Linked DNA regions of Mus musculus: region 2 is linked to region 1. The links are chromatin loops, found by intact Hi-C in ENCODE. Cell type or tissue: heart. All regions are shown on one strand. Each heading gives the region's core, and the rest is flanking DNA. Links, peaks and the distances in the headings are about the cores only.

Region 1 (10,602 bases), core at 1,149-9,148:
AGTAGGGAGTGACTAACTCCTCTTGAATAGGTGGCTGTCTGGAGGAGCAGCATTTAACTGACTACTTTACCTTAGATAGTAACATTGTATTTGTACCTTGATATACTGGAAAGGGAAGGCCTTGGAGTAAAACCAAACTCTTTAAGGTCCACATTTTGAGATTTGTTCATCTGTATCTACAAATTAAAAACAAAAAATGCTATTACAATTTCAACTATCACTTTCACAAATAAACCAAATAGTAAAGTTTTTGCAGGTAAATAAAGCCCAGAAATCAATGAATTAGGAGAGTCTTGGACTAGTTCTCAACTCAAATATTCTTCTCAGCCCCTTCTTAAAAATAAGATAATTTTCATAGTTTTTGTTTGTTTTAACTTATCCCTCTCTTCTCACTCTATATATGATATACTGTCAGAAAGATCTTCTGACTTCCATGCCTTAAATTACATTTCTACAGATGACTCTCAAATTCATATTTCTATTTTTGTTCCCTTTCTCTTCTGATTTCTAGGCATAGCCAACTGCCTCTAGGGCATCTTTATGTGGATATCTTGGTTTTTGCGATATGGTATTTGAAAATTGAACTCAGAATTCAGATGAGAATTCCCCCACGGCTTATGTATTTCAACACTTCATCCCCGGCTGGTGGCATTGTTTGGGAAGGTTTACAAGGTGTGGCTTTTCTGGAGGAAGTATGTCACTGGAGGTAGGCTTTGAGAGTTTAAAGAATCCTGCCATTTCATGTTGTGCTCTCTGCTTCATATGTGCAGTTCAAGGTGTGGGCCCTTAGCTTCTGCTCCTGCTGCCATGCCTCCCCCTATGTTAAACTCACCCTCTGGAACCAAAAATTCAAATACCCTCTTGTGTAGGTTTCCTTAGCCATGGGATTTTTATGACATCAATAGAAAAGGAACTGGTACACAAACTTTAGGCAAGCACTAAACCACTGAGCACTTTACTACTTCCAGCCCTAAATCCAGTGTTTCCTAAACTGAATCTATTCTGTCTTCCCTAACTTGATTTCCCTTCACTCTCTCTGCTCTAGAGAGGCCCAGCTTTCTACCAGTTGATCAAGCCAGAAAGCTGGGCATTGACTTTAGCTGCTTCTTTCACCTTGCCCTCACAAGCAATGAAGTACCTCTGAAAAAAATGCTTTAAGCCCAGTCACTTCTCCATGGCCTACCCAACACCCTGGATTACCACCATTTGCTTCAATTCCGGCAAAACAACCTAATGAGTTTCCATGTGTCTTAGTTAGGGTTTTACTGCTGTACAGACACCATGACCAAGGAAACTCTCATAAGGACAACATTTAATTGGGGCTGGGTTACAGGTTCAGAGGGTCAGTCCATTAACATCAAGGTGAGAACATGGCAGCATCCAGGCAGGCATGGTGCAGGAGGATCTGAGAGTTCTATCTACATCTTCATCTGAAGGCTGCTAACAGAATACTGACTTCCAGGCAGTTAGGATGAGGGTCTTAAAGCCCACGCCCACTCGAACAAGGCCACACCTTCTAATAGTGTCACTCCCTGGCCCAAGCATATACATCATCACATCATGTTCCTACTTTTAAAAATCTTTAAACTCCTCCTCTTCATTGCAGCTAGAATGATCCAGCTCTGAGCATATCATTGATTAAAGCACCTTAATATTTCTAGATATTTTGAGTGTGAAATATAAATCTCTAAAATAACAAAATTGTTTGCATGTTGTTCCTATTCTCCTCTCGGCCTCACTGCTCACTACTTTTCCAGATATACTGCTACTTCAGCTACTTGGGACACCTCTCCACTACCACCAAATACTCCAGACCTTTAAATTTTAGTCTACTTATCTTCATCACTATGTGTGACTAGCCTACCAAGCAGTAAACACTTGCTGCTTCCAGCCTTGGGGGCAAGAATCCAAATTTACTTCAGAATTTCCAACCTGGACCAGCTCAAAGCCAAGACAGGGCAACCTTTCCTGGTTCCAGCTACTGCTGCCCCAAGTCGAGCTCAGACTCTCTTTCTCGTTCTCTAATTTGAGCAGTCACTAGACTTGGGAAGGAAGGGGCTGCACAGTTAGGTTCCAAAAATAGATTTATCAAGTGATTATAAATTATGATCATTCCTAGTTGAGCCCATAAAGACTTTTAAAGAACACTGTAGCTCTCCACTTTCCTAAGTGACACAGAGGACAAGTGATATTTGCATTTGCTTAACTGCAGAGCAAAGGATAAAAACTTGCCTTGAGTCGCTTGGCTAGAGGAAGAGAAGAAACAGCATCTCTGCTTTTTAAGTCAGACAGATATGAAGACATTGCTGACTCTTTAACTTCCGGCTTTTGTGCAACTCCAATTTTACCTGTGAAAAGAAAGCACAGATTCCTCTCTGGTCACTTCTGTTTTTTAAGGCAGGATCTTGTTATGCAGCTCAATCTGGCCTTCAACTCACAATCTTCCTGTCTCAGCCTCCAAAGTACTGGATAATAGATATGACCAGATGGCCAGTGAAACTTTAGATTTTTTTTTTTTGTATTACAGTTTTTGGTAGTATTAAAAAACAAAACTAAACTAAATGTCTTTGAAATGTCAAATCTAACGTTTAGTTTTTTCATGTTGTTTTTCCCTACCACAAAGGAAAACTATTTGTAAAGTTATAAGTTGAATGATGTAAGTATCATACATAGAAAATTAGCATATGATTATTATTCACTAAATACACTTCTTTTTAAAAAGTTTTTATCCTTAATTGTATGTGTGTGTGTGAGCACATGAGTGCAGGCACCCTTGGAGGCCAGAAGAGGGGGTCCCAGACCCTGGACCTGAAGTCGTGGAGCACTACTGTGGGTGACTGGACCTGGACTCAGCCCTCTGCAAGGACTTTGAGGTAACCCTAACAACACTCACAGCAGTCATGTCCACATGCGTGTTTATTTTTACAGTGATGATGGCATTCTCTGTTCCCAGGTTTTTTGCAGGTAGCCATTCCTAAATTAATGTAAGAAAGAAATCCATTTGTTAATATAAATACTATTATAAATTTAATACAAACACTTTCAGTCCATTCTTTTTTATAAGGTAGTAGCAAGAATACAACTTTCACACTTTTTCAAATATTAGCCTATACAGTTTTTTAAAAAAGATATTTCTAGTAGCAGTCTCTGTCCCACTATCAAATTCACCCCAGCTTTTCATATGGAACATTTAGCCACTTAAAAGCAGCTTTCAGCTTCTCTAATGTAAGTACAACCAAATACAGCAGAGTATCAACAACAAATTTTATCCTTATAGAAGAATGAAGACAGGGATTTTAAACTTTGTTATGTACTTAAAGCTGAGCATTTGGAAAAAGCAAATCTCACAGCATTTTGGGGGCATCCTGATTGGTTAGGAAATAGGATGTCATATAAACTTAGTGAATTATAAATAAATGCTTTAGGGACATAAAATTTGCTACAAGAATTCAAAGAAAGGAAAGAATACTTCCAGCTTGGTGTCTCTAAGCTATAACAAATGTATCCACATATATAATTTATTAATCACATATATTATATTGATATAAATTAATATCTCTATATAAGTATATAAAATTAATATCTGATCATCTGTGGGTTTTCTGTATTATTATTATTAATTATTATTATAGTACTAGGGATTGAGCACAGGTTCTGTGCATGCTAAATTAGCACTCTACCACTGAGCTGTACCCCAGCCTGCTTTTCCTATCTTTTGTTTTGAAAAAGCATCTAAGTTGCCTTGAACACCTGAGCCTCCTGCCTCAGTTCTCTAACTAGAACTGCTACCAGGCCTGCCACATTTACTATGTTTTAAATATATTTCTCTTGGTTTTAGTTCTGACTAGTAACATTGAGGAGGGGAGGATATGTTAATTGTCCTTAGAGGATAAAAGGGTCTGGACACAGGAAGGGGACAAGGAGAAAATATTCCATATAGAGGTGACCATGGGACACAAGACTGTGGGCACAGTCTTTGCTGTAACACAAATGTTAAATGACCTGGAATACTGCCGAGTATTGAAGACATTTATAACCTTCCTTGGCCTTTGTTTTTAGTGTCCTTGTTCAATCTTTTCAAGTCATGGCACAGTTAGACACTTAAAATCTATCTGAGGCAGTCTGGAGAAACTGATGAGGTGTCTCACTACAAAGGCAGGCGTCTCATCTCTTTGAGGACTGAAATGGTTGGTATGGTAGGTACTCTATGGTTTGGATATAAAATGTACCCCCAAGGCTCAGGTATTGGTCCCTGACTGGTGACCGGTGCATGCAGGCTGTTGCTGTCCTCTCTGGACCAATTCATCCAGGGTTTTATAACCCAGCACCATCAAGAATGGCGCTAGGACATGGGGTCTAGCTCCTCAAGCTTGGGCAGGGATTGCTTTGGAAGACTTATCTCGTCCCTGGCTCCTATGTGTTTCTTTCTGCTCCTAGATGTCATCGATAAGCAGCTCTGCCCAACCACACCTTGACCCCAATGCTCACGACCTCACAGGTCCAGAACCACTGCAGCAGCTAGCATGAGCGAGCTAAAACTGCTGAGCTGAAATAAATCCTTCCTCAGTTAAATTGTTTCAGGTGTTACAGTGACAAAATCTGTGTAGCAGTGTGTTGGCCACTTGTCTTGATGCTGTGACAAAACATCTGACAACTGGAGACAGACAGCTCAGCGGTTAAGAGCATGAACTGCCTTTCAGAGAACCCAAGCTCACAGAAGCCAGAGTGATTCACAACTGCCTGTAATTCTCACTCCAAGGAGATTCAACCCCTCTGTCCTCTGTGGGCACCTGCATTCAGGTTCACATACCCACACAGAGCACATACACTTCCTGAAACCAGAAGTGTGTTTCCTATGTGATTGTAAATCCAGTCAAATTCACAGCGAAGATTAACTGTCACATACAAGTGCTGAGAGTATTAGTAATAATAATAAATCCCTGGCACCTGAAAGCAAATAGTTATACTACAGTGTTCTCAACTGAACAAGACTTGGAAAATACAAACAACACTCAGATAAAGCCATTTTGTGACTACAGTAAAAGACAGAAAAAATTTCTGTGTAATTATTTCTGAAACTAGAGATAAGAAAAAAATCTCAAAATCTAGAAAAATAATGGAACATCCCCATCTTCTGGCTAATACAGATGTCTACTATACTGTAAAAAAAAACCTCTTTCCAAAATAAAGTGTTAATGCCAGGTGTGTGTGTGTGTGTGTGTGTGTGTGTGTGTGTGTGTGTGTATGTGTGTGATTGTGTATGTGAGTGTATGTGTGTGTGAGTGTGTGTGTGAGAGTGTGTGTGTGTGTGTGTGTGTGTGGCCAAGAACAACTTGTTGGAGCTGGTTCTCTCCTACCACATGGATCCAGGGATCACTTAGATTGGACTTTGTCTCCAGTGTGTGCATCTAATCACAGACTTGCCTTCTCTGTGACTATTCTTGTTCTTTTCATCTATGGCCTATTATTACACTTATAGCAGCAAATTGATGCTTAATTTCTAGGAGGCTGCTATTATGTTTATATCCTGGAACTGTCCCATTGGTCTTCTATCCACTTGTGTTTGCTTTGAGGTTTTCCACATTCCACATTTTCCTCAACTATCTGGTCACCCTCAGTTGTCTTCTACTGTGTATGTAAGAAACCTAACTTGTAGCAGATGCAGAGTACATGCTCAAACTACAGGCTTAACATATAGAAAATTGGAAGTGTCTAATCTCTGTGGTCAACTTCCAGAGCCTTTTCTCTCAAGCATTCTTCCTCTGGAGTTATGGTAGCTGTGCTGATTCTACCTGAAAGGGTCCATTTTACTCACTTAGAGAAAACCTACTATTTAGGAGATGAGATGACTAGGAGGAAATGCCTTGTATATTGTTCTTTTGTCATAAAGCTTCTTCATAAAGACTTTTGAGAGCTGTGGTTTGAAAAGCGGCCACAAGATGGTGCACCAGGACAGTGTATGCAACTGTGCTCCCCTTAGCAGAAATTAACTGGGGTCTAGAAACTTGACAGGAACTCTGGGGACTCCTCAGTATTTCATGGCAGGATTCGAAGGTCTCATCAGGAATGAGGAGTGTATGCTCTCTGTATTGATGAAATATTGTTTAGCTATTTTATTTATTTATTTATTTATTTATTTATTTATTTATTTATTTTTTGGTTTTTTTCGAGACAGGGTTTCTCTGTATAGCTCTGGCTGTCCTGGAACTCACTTTGTAGACCAGGTTGGCCTCAAACTCAGAAATCCGCCTGCCTCTGCCTCTCAAGTGCCGGGATTAAAGGCATGTGCCACCAGGCCTGGCTGTTTAGCTATCTCTTAAGTGCTGTTGATGGGTGGTGTAATTCATTCTGAAGCTCCTAGGCTGTGTTTTAGTTTGAATAGCCTCTGTAGACGTGACAGTGAGGTAGTTTGTGAGTCTCCTACTATTATTACTGTGTCAGGACCCATGTGACCTTTAATGCTATTACTCTTTATTTCAGAAACTGTGAGCCCCACGACTGAGTACATGTTGAGGTACACTGTGTGAAGGTGTGTCTCTGTGGTCTCAATTGTTAATTCTGTTCCAGCAGAGAGCTAAATGCTGGCAGAATCTTGGTCTTGTTATTTTTATGGCCCATCACCTGGCTCATATTCTGTAAATACTTGTTCTTCCTCACCTGCCTAAGGCAGTCTAGAATTATATCTGACTAGCTGTAATAAAAAGCTGATGGCCAATAGCTGGGCAGGCAGTGGAGGATGGATCTTCCAGGCAGAGAAAATAGAGGTGGGTGTGATGGTTTGTATATGTTCTGCCCAAGAAATGGCACTGTTAGAAGGTTTGGCCCTGAGAGGAGAGGTGTCCACCCCGCCTGGGAGGGCTTTGCCAGAGCACCTGGGGGAGCCATCTTGGTTCCCAGATCCCTCAGAGACTAGTCTGCGCAGGTGAGAGTGTGGACTACAGAAGCTACACAGCTTCTGTGACAGACGGAAGCGACACAGCTTCTGGGACAGGCCCTGTTTTGGGCCTTTATCTTCTGTCAGGAGGCAGGTCCAAACACCAGATATCTGTGGCACCTTCCCTGCAAGAGGAGAGCTTGGCTGCAGAGAGCACTCTCACCACTGAAACTCAGGACAGAGCTAGTCTCCCAGGTCTGCTGATAGAGGCTAACAGAATCACGGGAGGAACAAGCTCCAACCAGAGACAACTATAACAACTAACTCCAGAGACTACCAGATGGCAAAAGGCAAACATAAGAATCTTACTAACAGAAACCAAGACCACTCACCATCATCAGAACCCAGCATTCCCACCTTAGCCAGTCCTGGATTCCCCAACACACCCAAAAAGCTAGACCCGTATATAAAAGAATATCTCATGATGATGGTAGAGGACATCAAGAAGGACTTTATTTTTGTTTTTGTTTTGTTTTGTTTGTTTTTGTTTGTTTGTTTTTGTTTGTTTTTTTTTTTTTTTTGTTTTTTCGAGACAGGGTTTCTCTGTATAGCCCTGGCTGTCCTGGAACTCACTATGTAGACCAGGCTGGCCTCGAACTCAGAAATCTGCCTGCCTCTGCCTCCCAAGTGCTGGGATTAAAGGCGTGTGCCACCATGCCCGGCTTTTTTTTGTTTTTGTTTTGTTTTGTTTTTGTTTTTGTTAAGAAGGACTTTAATGACTCACTTAAAGAAATACAGGAGAACACTGCTAAAAAGGTAGAAGTTCTTAATGAAAAACAAGAAAACACAACCAAACAGGTGATGGAATTGAACAAAACCATACAAGACCTAAAGAGGGAAGTAGACACAATAAAGAAAACCCAAAGTGAGACAACACTGAAGATAGAAACCCTAGGAAAGAAATCTGGAACCATAGATGTGAGCATCAGCAGCAGAATTCAAGAGATGGAAGAGAGAATCTCAGGTGCAGAAGATTCCTTAGAGAACATGGGCACAACAATCAAAGAAAATGCAAAATGCAAAAAGATCCTAACTCAAAACATCCAGGAAATCCAGGACACATGAGAAGGCCAAACCTACGGATAATAGGAGTAGACGAGAATAAAGATTTTCAACTCAAAGGGCCAGCAAATATCTTCAACAAAATTATAGAAGAAAACTTCACAAACCTAAAGAAAGAGATGCCCATGAACATACAAGAAGCCTACAGAACTCCAAATAGACTGGACCAGAAAAGAAATTCCTCCCGACACATAATAATCAGAACAACAAATGCACTAAATAAAGATAGAATATTAAAAGCAGTAAGGGAAAAAGGTCAAGTAACATATAAAGGCAGGCCTATCAGAATTACACCAGACTTTTCACCAGAGACTAAGAAGATCCTGGACAGATGTTATACAGACACTAAGAGAACACAAATGTCATCCCAGGCTACTATACCCAACCAAACTTTCAATTACCATAGATAGAGAATCCAAAGTATTCCATGACAAAACCAAATTCACACATTATCTTTCCACGAATCCAGCCCTTCAAAGGATAATAACAGAAAAAAAAAAAAAAAAAAAAACGAATACAAGGACGGAAACTACACCCTAGAAAAAGCAAGAAAGTAATCCTTCAACAAACCTAAAAGAAGACAGCCACAAGAACAGAATACCAACTCTAACAACAAAAATAATACAATTACTTTTCCTTAATATCTCTTAATATCAATGGACTAAATTCCCCAATAAAAAGACATAGACTAACAGACTGGCTACACAAACAGGACCCAACATTTTGCTGCTTACCGGAAAACCATCTCAGGGAAAAAGACAGACACTACCTCAGAGTGAAGGGCTGGAAAACAATTTTCCAAGCAAACGGTGTGAAGAAACAAGCTGGAGTAGCCATTCTGATATCGAATAAAATTGACTTCCAACCCAAAGTTATCAAAAAAGACAAGGAGGGGCTCTTCATACTCATCAAAGGTAAAATCTTCCAAAAGGAACTCTCAATTCTGAATATCTATGCTCCAAATGCAAGGGCAACCACATTCACTTTAGTAAAGCTCAAAGCACACATTGCACCTCACACAATAATAGTGGGAGACTTCAACACCCCACTTTCATCAATGGACAGATCGTGGAAACAGAAACTAAACAGGGACACAATGAAACTAACAGAAGTTATGAAACAAATGGATTTAACAGATATCTACAGAACATTTTATCCTAAAATCAAAGGATATACCTTCTTCTCAGCACCTCATGATACCTTCTCCAAAATTGACCATATAACTGGTCACAAAACAGGCTTCAACAGATACAAAAATATTGAAATTGTCCCATGCATCCTATCAGATCACCATGGATTAAGGCTGATCTTCAATAACAACATAAATAATAGAAAGCCAACATTCACGTGGACACTGAACAACACTCTCCTCAATGATACCTTGGTCAAGGAAGGAATAAAGAAAGAAACTAAAGACTTTTTAGAGTTTAATGAAAATGAAGCCACAACATACCCAAACTTATGGTACACAATGAAAGCATTTCTAAGAGGAAAACTCATAGCTCTGAGTGCCTCCAAAAAGAAACTAGAGAGAGCACACACTAGCAGCTTGACAACACACCTAAAAGCTCTAGAACAAAAGGAAGCAAATTCACCCAAGAGGAGTAGAAGGCAGGAAATAATCAAACTCAGGACTGAAATCAACCAAGTGGAAACAAGAAGAACGATTCAAAGAATCAACCAAACAAGGAACTGATTCTTTGAGAAAATTAACAAGATAGATAAATCCTTAGCCAGACTCACTAGAGGGCACAGGGAAAGCATCCTAATTAACAAAATCAGAAATGAAAAGGGAAACATAACAACAGATCCTGAAGAAATCCAAAACACCACCACATCCTTCTACAAAAGGCTATACTCAACAAAACTGGAAAACCTGGATGAAATGGACAAATTTCTAGACAGATACCAGGTACCAAAGTTAAAACAGGATCAGATTAATGACCTAAACAGTCCTATATCCCCTAAAGAAATAGAAGCAGTCATTAATAGTCTCCCAACCAAAAAAAGTCCAGGACCAGATGGGTTTAGTGCAGAGTTCTATCAGACCTTCAAAGAAGATCTAATTCCAGTTCTTCTCAAACTATTCCACAAAATAGAAACAGAAGGTACTCTACCTAATTCATTCTATGAAGCCACAATTACTCTGATACCTAAACCACAGAAAGACTCAACAAAGATAGAGAACTTCAGACCAATTTCCCTTAAGAATATCGATGCAAAAGTACTCAATAAAATTCTTGCTAACCGAATCCAAGAACACATCAAAACAATCATCCATCCCCACCAAGTAGGCTTCATCCCAGGGATGCAGGGATGGTTTAATATACGGAAATCCATCAACGTAATCCACTATATAAACAAACTCAAAGACAAAAACCACATGATCATCTCGTCAGATGCTGAGAATCATTTGACAAAATCCAACACCCATTCATGATAAAAGTCTTGGAAAGATCAGGAATTCAAAGTCCATACCTAAACATGATAAAAGCAATCTACAGCAAACCAGTAGTCAACATCAAAGTAAACGGTGAGAAGCTGGAAGCAATCCCACTAAAATCAGGGACCAGACAAGGCTGCCCACTTTTTCCCTACCTATTCAA
Region 2 (10,602 bases), core at 899-8,898, 100 kb after region 1:
ATATTGATAGATAAAGAATGGTGTGGATAAAAGGTAAAAGAATGAAATACTAAGATCCTCCCCTTCTTGGAAAAGTTAGTTTGTGCAGGCCCACTGTCATGTCATATGACCAAGGAACAAAAGAATACCAAGATTAGATATAAGAATAAATCCTATTTGATATAAACATTTTATTACAGCAGAAATTGAATAATAACTGCAGCAGCTTTGGTCTGAAGATTTTTCTTGGGCCTAATGACAATTAACACTCTGACCATTAAGAGTTAATAATACACTGCAATACTTGGCAATCTGCCCAGGCTGGCATGGAGAATTTCTCTCTGTCTAGTGCCCTTGAAAGTGCAAGATTCTTTTTTTTTTTCTCTTTGTAGCTCTGGCTGTCCTGGAACTCACTTTGTAGACCAGGCTGACCTTGAACTCAGAAATCCGCCCACCTCTGCCTCCCAAGTGCTGGGATTAAAGGCGTGGGCCACCACCGCCTGGCTGAAAGTGCAAGATTCTTAAAAGTTGGGTTATGGGTGTGATGAGGGAAAATGATTGTGAAAGATAACTGTGTTCTGTCACAGTTCATGAAGAATGACTCAGAGGGTCTCACATGAGCTGATGGCCAGGAGCAGGGTGGGAGGCTGGGTGCATCTCTCAGTGTACATCAATCAGCATGCATACACCAAGACTAGGTTGAAGTGGAAGTTTCTGGTTGAGTCATGTGATGTAGACTCACATGGTATTTTGCTGAGGCAAGACCCATGAGAGGGCACATGATGTTTGGAGAGAGCTAGCTGTACAACACTTCACTGGCCTCACACACTTTGTTGGCCTTGCATCTTTGCTGATCTTCACTTTGTTGAGAGGGGCACAGCAGAGAACTAGCATTCTAGCTGTTCCTGGTCACATGTGCCAATTCAGTGGAGGCCTAGCGGTTTCTGCTGGATCATACCACCATTGCTGATTTATGCTTGATATCCTGACACTACTGAACTGAACTGCTGGTGTCCTGACAAAGATAGCAAATCATAGGGTAAAAATTTGTAACAGGTCAGACCCAGGAGGGTATGCCCCACGCATTCTAAGAAACAACGTTGCATTGTGAGAAGGGAACAAGCCTTAACTAGGCTCTCTCTTGCCTTTGTCGATTTTCCAAAGATCCTGGCCTGCACAAGCCTTTGGAATCTCCCCAAAGAGATAGTTCTAAACAGGCTCACATCCTCTTGTCCTATTTACCATCTTTTCTTCACTATCTTTGGATGGTGGGCTAGAAGTGGGGTTGAAGCATTTGAGAACCCTTGATAAAGGAGGTTTTGAAAGATGTGTCTATACCAGATGTTACCACGTGTGCATCTACACACAGAAAGGTGCATCTTAGCAAGTAGGCAATTCCTAGCCCTGTATCTTAGGTTCACCTTTATGAAGAAATAAATGGCAAGGCACTGTGTGTGGAAATCATTGATCAAGCCAATGTTTCATTCTGAAGACTAATGAAGCTGAGGCCCAGGGATCCTAAGAGCCAGATATAGAGTGAGACACTAAGGGATGATTATACTACACAAAGACTAAGTTCACCTCCCTGGATGCCACAAGTCTACAGCATCCTATTTCCTGGCTCTATTATTACTAGCACTTGCTGTTAAAAGACTACTGGCCTTGGGCTAAAAAGAATCCACCTAGGATCTCCTACCCCTTTACCTTGGGTGTGTCCATGTTAGGATCCATATGACCTTGAGGGCTTTGACACTATTGAATAAACATGAACCACAGAGCTGGAGCCTGGTTACATCCTGTTCCCTTCTCACATTGCCAGGTGTTTTCTTGGAACACATGGGGTGCACCCTCCTGGGCCTGACTTGTCACAAATTGTCTCCCTATGTTTCAGTATCCGCCAATGGGGCTTGCTAGAACACTACAGTAGAAAGAGCTGTGAACTAAGGCATACTTCTTGATTCGTAACAGGCAGAGGTAACATTCTGATGAGTTACTGACTGCAGCCATGCTGGGACTGAAGGGTCTAGTCAAACAGTCTTGGACTCTGGATTCTTGTAGAATTTAACAACAGATTTGCAGGCCTTGCAACTGAATAGTCCTTTTGCTACGTTTGTTAAAAGAATTTCCTAATCTCTTACTGTAGAAGAGCAAATATAACAAGATAGCCACATTCATTTCCGTAACTGCTCACTCAAGGTTTGCTTAAGAGAGAAGAACATTTGGAATGCTGATTGTTAGTGATTATCATGGCAACCTTGTTATCTTCCCCCACTTTTCCCCCAAGCACAACCTGAGGTTTAAGGGAATGTTCCCCTCATTTTTATAATCACGGTGACTATTCAAGGGGAAAGGACAGTGGGAATTCGACAGAAGGAGCACCCTGGCCAGAGGTGCTGCCACAAGGAGCTGTCTTGTAAAGTTAACTTGCTTTGACAAGTTCCAGATGTGATTCACAGGGCCAGAAATTCTGATTACTGAAGCCTAACACCATCTGGGAGACATGATTTCTGTCAGATAGAAGAGTGTTTAGAAGATCTTTGTCTCTTTCTAGGATCAAATACCAGAATGTATATTGGCTTCTGTTCTAATTTTAAGGCTGATATTTGAGATGCTCTCTTTTATGTTGTTTCTAAGAAGGCACTAACGATTCTCGTTTGCGGGTCTCTGTTTTCTCTTTTGATAGTTGGTCCCCACATTACTTCCTTACCTATGCAATGACCATGAGAGATGGGAGCTCTATATTCTTGAAGTGTATAGCTTGGGCTGGAGAGTTCGATGCACTGGTAAAGCCCTTGACCTAGAAGAGTGAGAACCTGAATTGGAGGCCAAAAAACCATATTTTTAAAGTGGGGTTTGTGTGTGATCTTGTGATCCCAATAACAGGAAGGCAGAAGTGGGTGGAACTTATAGAAAGCTGGCCAGCCTGCCTAGCCTAGTTGGAGAGTTCGAAGTCAAAGAAAGACCCTGTCTCAACAAAACAAAAGATAGACAGCACCTGAGAAATGATGAAACCTGAGGATATCCTCTTGCTTCTACCCACATGCACACAGATACACATGCACCCTCCTACACACATGTGTGCATACACTCACAGACAAAGTATATAACTCAAGCTCTTTGAGAAGACCTTGATTCCCCACTGGCTCCCTATATCTCTGAAAACAAAGTTCTTGCTTTGGAGGAAGAGTCAGAGAGGTATTTCTAGCATTGAATGATATCTGGGGATAAACTGTCTATGTGTTGAGTGTGTGCAGTGTATGTGAATGTATGTGAGTGTGTGTGTGTTCATAGTGGTGGTACTAGGGAGTGAACTCGGGGCCTTGAAGTTGAGGAGCGTGAAGAGCTCCACCACTGCCTCACACCTATGACAGCTCTCCCTTACCTTTACACTTTTATTTTTTTTAGCTTTTGAACTAAGGTCTCTCTAATGTAGCCGAGATTGCCTTCAAACTTGTGATGATCCTCCTGTCTCATCTTCCCAAGTGCTGAAATTACAACATAACCATCATTCCTAGTTTCTTCCCTTCCTTCTTATCATCAGACTCACTGACTGTCCAGTCATGCTTTAAAACAAAGAAACTTTAAAAATGTATTTACATCGATGTTCTGCCTCCATAGAGGTCTGTCAGGTCACCTGGAACTGGAGTTACAGACAGTTGTGAACTGCCATGTGGGTACTGGGATGTAAACCTTAGTCCTTTGAAAGAGCAGCCAGTGCTCTTAAACGCTAAACCATGTCTTCAGCCCTGCAGCCATGCTTTTAACAAGGACAAGGGTATGGTGGCTAATCTTGGTTCTCAGCTTAGCTGCATCTGGAATGAACTGAAACTCAAGCATGTGGGTCTTCCTATGAGGGACTTTTCTAGGTTTGTTTGTTTGAGGTGGGAGATCCACTGTAAATCCCGATCATCTGAGATGAGAAGGTCCACCGTGAATCTAGACCACCACTGCTGCTGGCAGCCCACACAGTCGGAAGTAAGAGAAGGAAGCTTTGCTCTTTGCCTGCTCCCCTTGCTCTCACTGGCAAGTCCATTTACCCTGATGCTGAGCTGTCATTGGTGTTGGAACCACTCCTTTGGAAGCAAACTGAAGGTCAGAAGCTCTCTAGGAATTCCCTGGGACACCAGCAGCAGATTGGAACTACTGAGACATCCAGCAAAGATACCAGATTCTTTGCCTTTCCATTGTTGGACAACCTGGACCACAGCATGCATGCCACTCTGATAAATAGCACATACACATATATACACATTCACATAAATACATACATTCACACATCTGCATACTCATTCTGTCAATTCTGTTCCTTAAAGAACCCTGACTAATAAAATCAGCATAGAGTTTTGTCATATTTTCTCCATCTGTGCCTTGTGGAAGATTATGAGGTAAATGTATTTTTCATGGGCAAAAGGTAAATTGGGGCTTTCTTGTAAAAAAAAGAACTATCAGAAAACACTACTTATAATTCTTCACTATTAATGCTAAAGTAAAAAAAATATTTGTGGTCTTTCACTGTGTTAACTAATCTAATGAATGGTAATAATACTAACTCCTTAGAAATTCTTTTACTATGTATGTATTTACACACATACACACACCTGTATACCATGTAAACAGATTGTAGCATGAAAATCACAGTTATGATATTCCAGGAGCTAGTAAAAATTATTGATTGAATAAACATGCCTATAGCTGGACACTCTCTCTGGTCTGGGCTAGGCTGCTCTAGTGGAGGTGGACTGTCGTCTAAGAATGTCAGAGCTGGGGTTGTCAAGTTCTGGCTATGGCATGACTCTCGATAGTGGGGTTACCTGAACAAGAGGGGCCAAAATTCCAGCATTGATGGGGTAGGGAATTTCCTGGCCCAGTCCCTTACTGAGGCCCTGGCAGAGCGTAGTTGCCAGGCCAGGAGGGATCATTCTTTTTGGAGATGCAACCGGTGTTAAGAGTCCGATGCATAATCCAGTGGATCACTCCACACCCACGCAATATAGACTTAGTGGGTTACTAAAAGACGCGAAATTGGGATAGCTTTTTGACTGCCTTATTCACCACCGTTATTCGCTCAGTCCCTAAAAACTGGTTTATATCACAACTAAATAAATGATCAACATACATTGCAGCTGGTCTCTACTATAAGATCCTCAAGAACCAGTGGTTAAACTTTTTGTTTTTCGTTGAGAAAAGTAAAACCGGACTCAACCAAGTGCCTTTTACCCGAGAAGTGTCCAGCGTGTTGAGACCACAGTGTGAGGCCGAGAGAGAACGCTAAGGACCGGGCGACGGGACGAGGAATCCCGGGCGCCTTTTTAGTCCTGGGGCTCGCTAACTCAGCAAAGGACCACCGAGCCCTCTCTGCTGCACTCTTCCTTTCCGACCGCCCCGCCTTGAAAAACCACGCCTCTTGCGCAGGCGCCGAGGGCTTCGGAATGCGCATGAGCAATTCAAAGCAGCGCGGGAAGAATCGCGCATGCGCGCCTGGCGGCCCGGCTCAGTGGGACGCTCCTGAGGGAAGCGACCGCGGACGTCCTAACTTCTGTGAACCGTGAGTTTCTGACAGTTTTCCCCCCTGCCGTGGACGGTGAGGGACCGGGGACGAGTTCTTGATCGTGACTTAGGTCGTGTCGCCCTGCGGGCATCCCGCGGCGGGAAGAGGTGCGCCTGCGCACTGAGCTTCCCGTTGGCACTGGCGGACAGTCCGCCCTACGCACTCGCCCAGGGCGGCCCATTCATTCATTTATCCTTCTGTTGGCACCCTGCTGCCCTCGGTCGGCTCCAGTCGAGTGGAGTGTCACGCCCTGGCGAGCGACTTCCTCCCGGGCAAACCGCAGTCCTTCCCCGCAGCCTCCCGGGGATCCCTAGCCGGCTGCAGCCCGCTCCACCTGTCCCCCGCGGGAGTGCTCGCCGCAGGCCAGTGGCAGCGACGCCGCTCCGGCTGGGATTTGGACATATGGTGCGGGTTTTAGTGCTACCTCCTGAAGGGCAGGTGGTTTGGTGCGTGCCTGCTTGGGTGAGCTACTTCGCCCTTCTCACCGTGTTGTGATTTTCACAGCTGCTGCTCTCGCCTGTGCACATGACCCCGTAGCCCGCTCTTTGCATCCCAGTCGTGCGTAGTGGAAGCCTCTTTGGGGACTCAGATGGAGGAGCCAATGGCGTTTTCTTCCCTTCGTGGCAGTGACAGGTGTCCGGCTGATGACTCTTTAAAAAAATATGAGCAGAGTGTTAAACTTTCAGGTATGTGCTCAATGCCACGGTCACACGGTTCTGAAGTCGCACGGGCAGCCAGTCTGCATCTTCTAATTCGAGGAAAGGGGAAAAAAGAAATGTAATTAAATTACACTCCCAGAAATAAACAGAAAAACCACACACACACCTGACTAGTAAACTGAGTTGTATGTTTAAATTTCACATGTCAACATAATATCATGAAGTCTAGATTTAGGATTGGATCGCGTTTTAAGAGGTGTGGAATCCAGTTTTCATTTTAGAGGACGTCGGTTGGGTCCAAATATTAGTGGCTTTTTAGGAAAGCATGTTTGTTGACACCTGACTTTTTTCTTCCACACCCACTGTAGCCTTACTGTGTAAAGTTTGGTTTTAGGAATTGGTGGGGAAGGGATTAAGGATTCATAAACAAAATTCACAGGCAGAAACAAGTGGAATGTTTGTAACGGATACTTTTTTCTTCGTAAAGTGGAATGTAGCTCAGCCGCAGACTCTAGTTTTAGAAGGTGGCTGAAAAGTCCCATATTGTGTACTTTCAGCAGGACATAGAGGTAAACGTCTGTAAACCCAAGGGGAGGTGGAGATCAGGAGTTCAACCCTGCCTCAGCCCCACCCCAAGAAACACTGTGCACAGTGCCCATGTGGTAGTGTTCACTTAACATACATGTTTGTAAACAAAATTCCAGTTGACTGTATTCTTTCCTAAAAGCTAGCCATCTTTGTCCTAAGAAAATTTAGACTTATCCAAAAAGATACTAATTTTGACTTTTAATTTATGATACACAATTTATATACCCCCCCCCAAAAGCTTTAACCCCATTTAAAAAAGCATAACATCACATATTTTTGAATTCTGGCTAAAACCAAACTGTCCGTTGTTGTTAGAACAATGGTCCTCTTCCTGGTGATGAACAACACAGTTACTTCAGAACTTAAAAACTTGGGAGTCCCCTTCTCCCTTCCCCGTGCTCCCCCTGGGTGCAGTCCTCCCACTCTCCGGCTTGTTTGCGCTGTATATGCTGCTGCTGCTTGTCCTGGTTGGTGTCCTCCTATGCCGTTAGATTCATCTCGAAACACTGCTGTTACCTAGTTTTCCTTTTTAATTTTTAAAAAACAATAGCCTGTTTTTCAGTATGGCTTTTCTTTTTAATTAGCAAGTACACATACAGTGCAGACATTCAGTTTTCCATATTCAGTTTGACTTCTGGTGCACATTGTTTATTAATTAAAGGGGTCACACATGCATGAATTTGATCTAGTTCTAGAATTATTTTCAGGGGAATTCTCCTTTTTTAATATCTTGAAAATCTGGTGGACTAATAGGGTGAACTTTATTTGAAAGGTTTTGTAACTTTTATGGTATGCAGCATAGGACATTGCAAATGGTTCCCATAATAATTTTTTAAAGCATGCTGAACTCTTATCCATGGGATTCTTTAATGTGATTTTTAAAAAATATATCTATTTATTTTATGTATATGAGTACACTGTTGCTGTCTTCAGACACACCAGAAGAGGGCATCGATGCCATTACAAGATGTTTGTTAGCCACCATGTGGTTTCTGGGAACTGAACTTGGGACCTCTGGAAGAGCAGTCAGTGCTCTTAGCAGCTGAGCCATCTCTCCAGCCCCTAATGTGACTCGCTGTGTTAGAAACATAACTTCAGTAAAGACTAACACTGATGAGGCCTGGACATACAGTATATCAGATCGTGAAGCCATTGTGTAATTAGGCTTTATCTAACTCCTTATTGAAGTTTTGCTGCTGTTGTTAGTTTTGGTGGGGGTTTTGGAACATTTTGTCTATCTTTGTATATGTAGAACCAAAGAGGATTCAGCACACAATAGGGGCTTGATATAAATAAATAATATAAAGTAAATACTTGGTGTAGCAGGTGAATAGCAAAGCCCTTTGTTTAGTAGTATTGTTGACTCATGTTTATTGAAGAAAATTTGGGAAATTTTGAAAGCCAAAGTATTTTCCACTGTTTAGTGTCACAGGATTTTCCCTGTCAATTGGACATTACATTAAAATGGTATTGTGTATGTGTGTATATGTCTGTGTTTATGTCTGTGTGCGTCTGTATTTATGTCTGTGTGTGTTTGTGTTTATGTTTGTGTATTTGTCTGTGGTGTGTGTATGTGTGTCTGTCTGTGTGTGTGTGGGTGTGACTCTGTGTCTATATAAATAGAACACACACACGCATATACATTCATGTAGAGGCCAGAGGACAGTCTTGTGTATCATTCCTCAGGTACTCCTCACCTTTCTGTCTTTTTGGCCTAGAGCTCACCCGTTTAGCTAAGCTGGCTGGCAAGTGTGTCCCAGAGATCTTTCTGTCCGCTGCTGGGGCACTGGGATCACTGTGTGCCACCATGCCTGGCTTTTTTACATGGGTTTTGGGATCGGTCTCAGGTCCTCGTGCTTTCAGGGCAAGCATTTAACAACAGAGCCATCTTCCCGGCCCTAGGATACATATTTTAAAAACTAACTTGGGATCCTAATCAACTTAGTTCTAATGTCTCCCTCAGCAGTAGGAGTTAGATTCAGAGTTTTGTATTGTTCGGCAAGTACCCCACCACTGAGCAACACCCCCAGCTTCTCTGATCTGTGGTTTGTATTGTTGGACAAGTACCCCACCACTGAGCAATACCCCAGCTTCTCTGATCTGTGGTTTGTATTGTTGGGCAAGTACCCCACCACTGAGCAATACCCCCAGCTTCTCTGATCTGTGGTTTGCTTGGTATACTGTCTTGAAAATTTCTTGTGTACTTAACTGCTCTACAGCTCAATTTGAATTCCATTGCTTAATACCTGAAGATTCTTCTGTGGTTCTTGAATCAGTAGTTTATTAGATTTTATGTTACTGCCTCCACTTATTTTAGCTATGCATACTTTTATATTTATTTAGAATTAGTGGTTTTTCTGGGGTTTGAGATAGAGTATGCTGTTAACTTTGGGAATATATTAAATGACTTTTCCCCACAATTTAGAGAACCTTAGAAGACTTGTTCTGAGGATAGACTGACCATTCTGTGTGTAAAACTTTCCCAGCCTGTGGGATTTCTGTCTCTGCTAAAGGGAGTTGATTTCAGGATTATCGAACGGTGCCCTGAGTATGCCATCTAGTGATCACAGCACCACCTGTCTCACCCAGCTTTAGTCCTTTTTGCTTTAAACTTAGCATTTTCATCTTAAAGGCCAGATATATACTGACTGTATCTTAGTGTGTACCTTTAGTACAGTACACAGTTTCCATGTTTAATTTTTCTGGCTTTTTATTTTTCCTGCTAGTTAAAATTTTGTGACTAGCAATTTCTTAGCAATTCTTGGTTTTTGTTTGTTTGTTTGTTTGTTTGTTTTGTTTTTTCTTGAGACAGGGTTTCTCTGTATAGCCCTGGCTATCCTGGTGCTCACTTTGTAGACCAGGCTGTCCTCTCGAACTCAAAAATCTGCCTGCCTCTGCTTCCCAAGTGCTGGGATTAAAGGTGTGCGCCACCACCGCCCGGCTTTCTTAGTAATTCTTATGGAGTTTTGATGTTTATCATTGTGGTTAATTACTTATTTTAAAATATAATTTATTGTTTGATTTTTTTTTTTTAACCTAAGAAATTATAAGCTTGGTATTTGGGAGGCAGAGGTGGGTGATCATAAGCCCTGGCCAGCTTGGGCCGTAAAAAGACCCTGACCCAAGCCAACATGAACAACAAAACCCTGACTGTATCTCATTAGTTCTAACTTCCTCCATAGGTATTAAAAGAGATATTGAGGAGCTTTGTGAAGCTGTACCACAACTAGTCAATGTGTTCAAAATTAAGGACAAAATTGGAGAAGGTAAGTTAAAGGTGTGTTCCACCTTTGTTAAACTGTCGAAACCATAATAGTGGTAGGAACTGTGGTAACAAGTTTTCTCCTCCTTTCAACAGAATGAAAGTAATAAATGTTTAGGATAGAATAGTCATAACTTAGTATATCACAGTTTCTTAACAGAATTGTCTTTATTAGCATTTTTTAAGCCTAACGTTGGAATATTTGCTTGATTGCTTCATAGGCACCTTCAGCTCTGTTTATTTGGCCACAGCACAGTTGCAAGAAGGACATGAAGAGAAAATTGCGCTGAAACACTTAATTCCCACAAGTCATCCTATGAGGATTGCAGCAGAGCTTCAGTGTCTGACAGTTGCAGGGTAGGCATTTAAAGGAGTTTCAATGGAATGGGCTCTGTGTGGTTTATAGTATTTACAGTAGCTTAACAGGAATGATGGTGAGCTTGTGCCTAAATTACAGTGTTCAGCTAATTGTTGCTCTTGGGTAATGCTTTGCCCTATACCTCATGATGCTTAAATTGCTATTAATCCTTTTAGAGGAGATTTTTCTTAAGGCCCAGCCTGGCATC

The links. Peaks named below come from ENCODE experiments on the same cell type or tissue, not always from the same donor. Only the 100,000 strongest peaks of a DNase experiment are listed, where the experiment ranks them.
Region 2: it touches region 1 in a loop (2.2-fold over the local background); 10 of 42 quality-filtered maps call a loop at or near these places.

What each region holds. Positions count from the first base shown.
Region 1 is chr5:106,854,645-106,865,246 of GRCm38, forward strand. It overlaps Hfm1 (HFM1, ATP-dependent DNA helicase homolog), which reads right to left. Exons shown (of 40, transcript NM_177873.3): 32 at 2,894-2,974; 33 at 2,233-2,348; 34 at 97-176. Among named protein-coding and RNA genes, the nearest start is that of Gm33327, 57 kb to the left of the region's middle. In heart, for the core only: a CTCF peak has its summit at 5,935 (motif pointing right); no DNase peak of the experiment used is centred there.
Region 2 is chr5:106,958,902-106,969,503 of GRCm38, forward strand. Cdc7 (cell division cycle 7 (S. cerevisiae)) reads left to right here and starts at 5,421. Exons shown (of 12, transcript NM_009863.3): 1 at 5,421-5,524; 2 at 6,032-6,213; 3 at 9,957-10,040; 4 at 10,258-10,393. The coding sequence starts at 6,117. In heart, for the core only: a CTCF peak has its summit at 5,479; a DNase peak (open chromatin) is centred at 5,440; H3K4me3 peaks cover 2,174 bases; H3K27ac peaks cover 1,616 bases.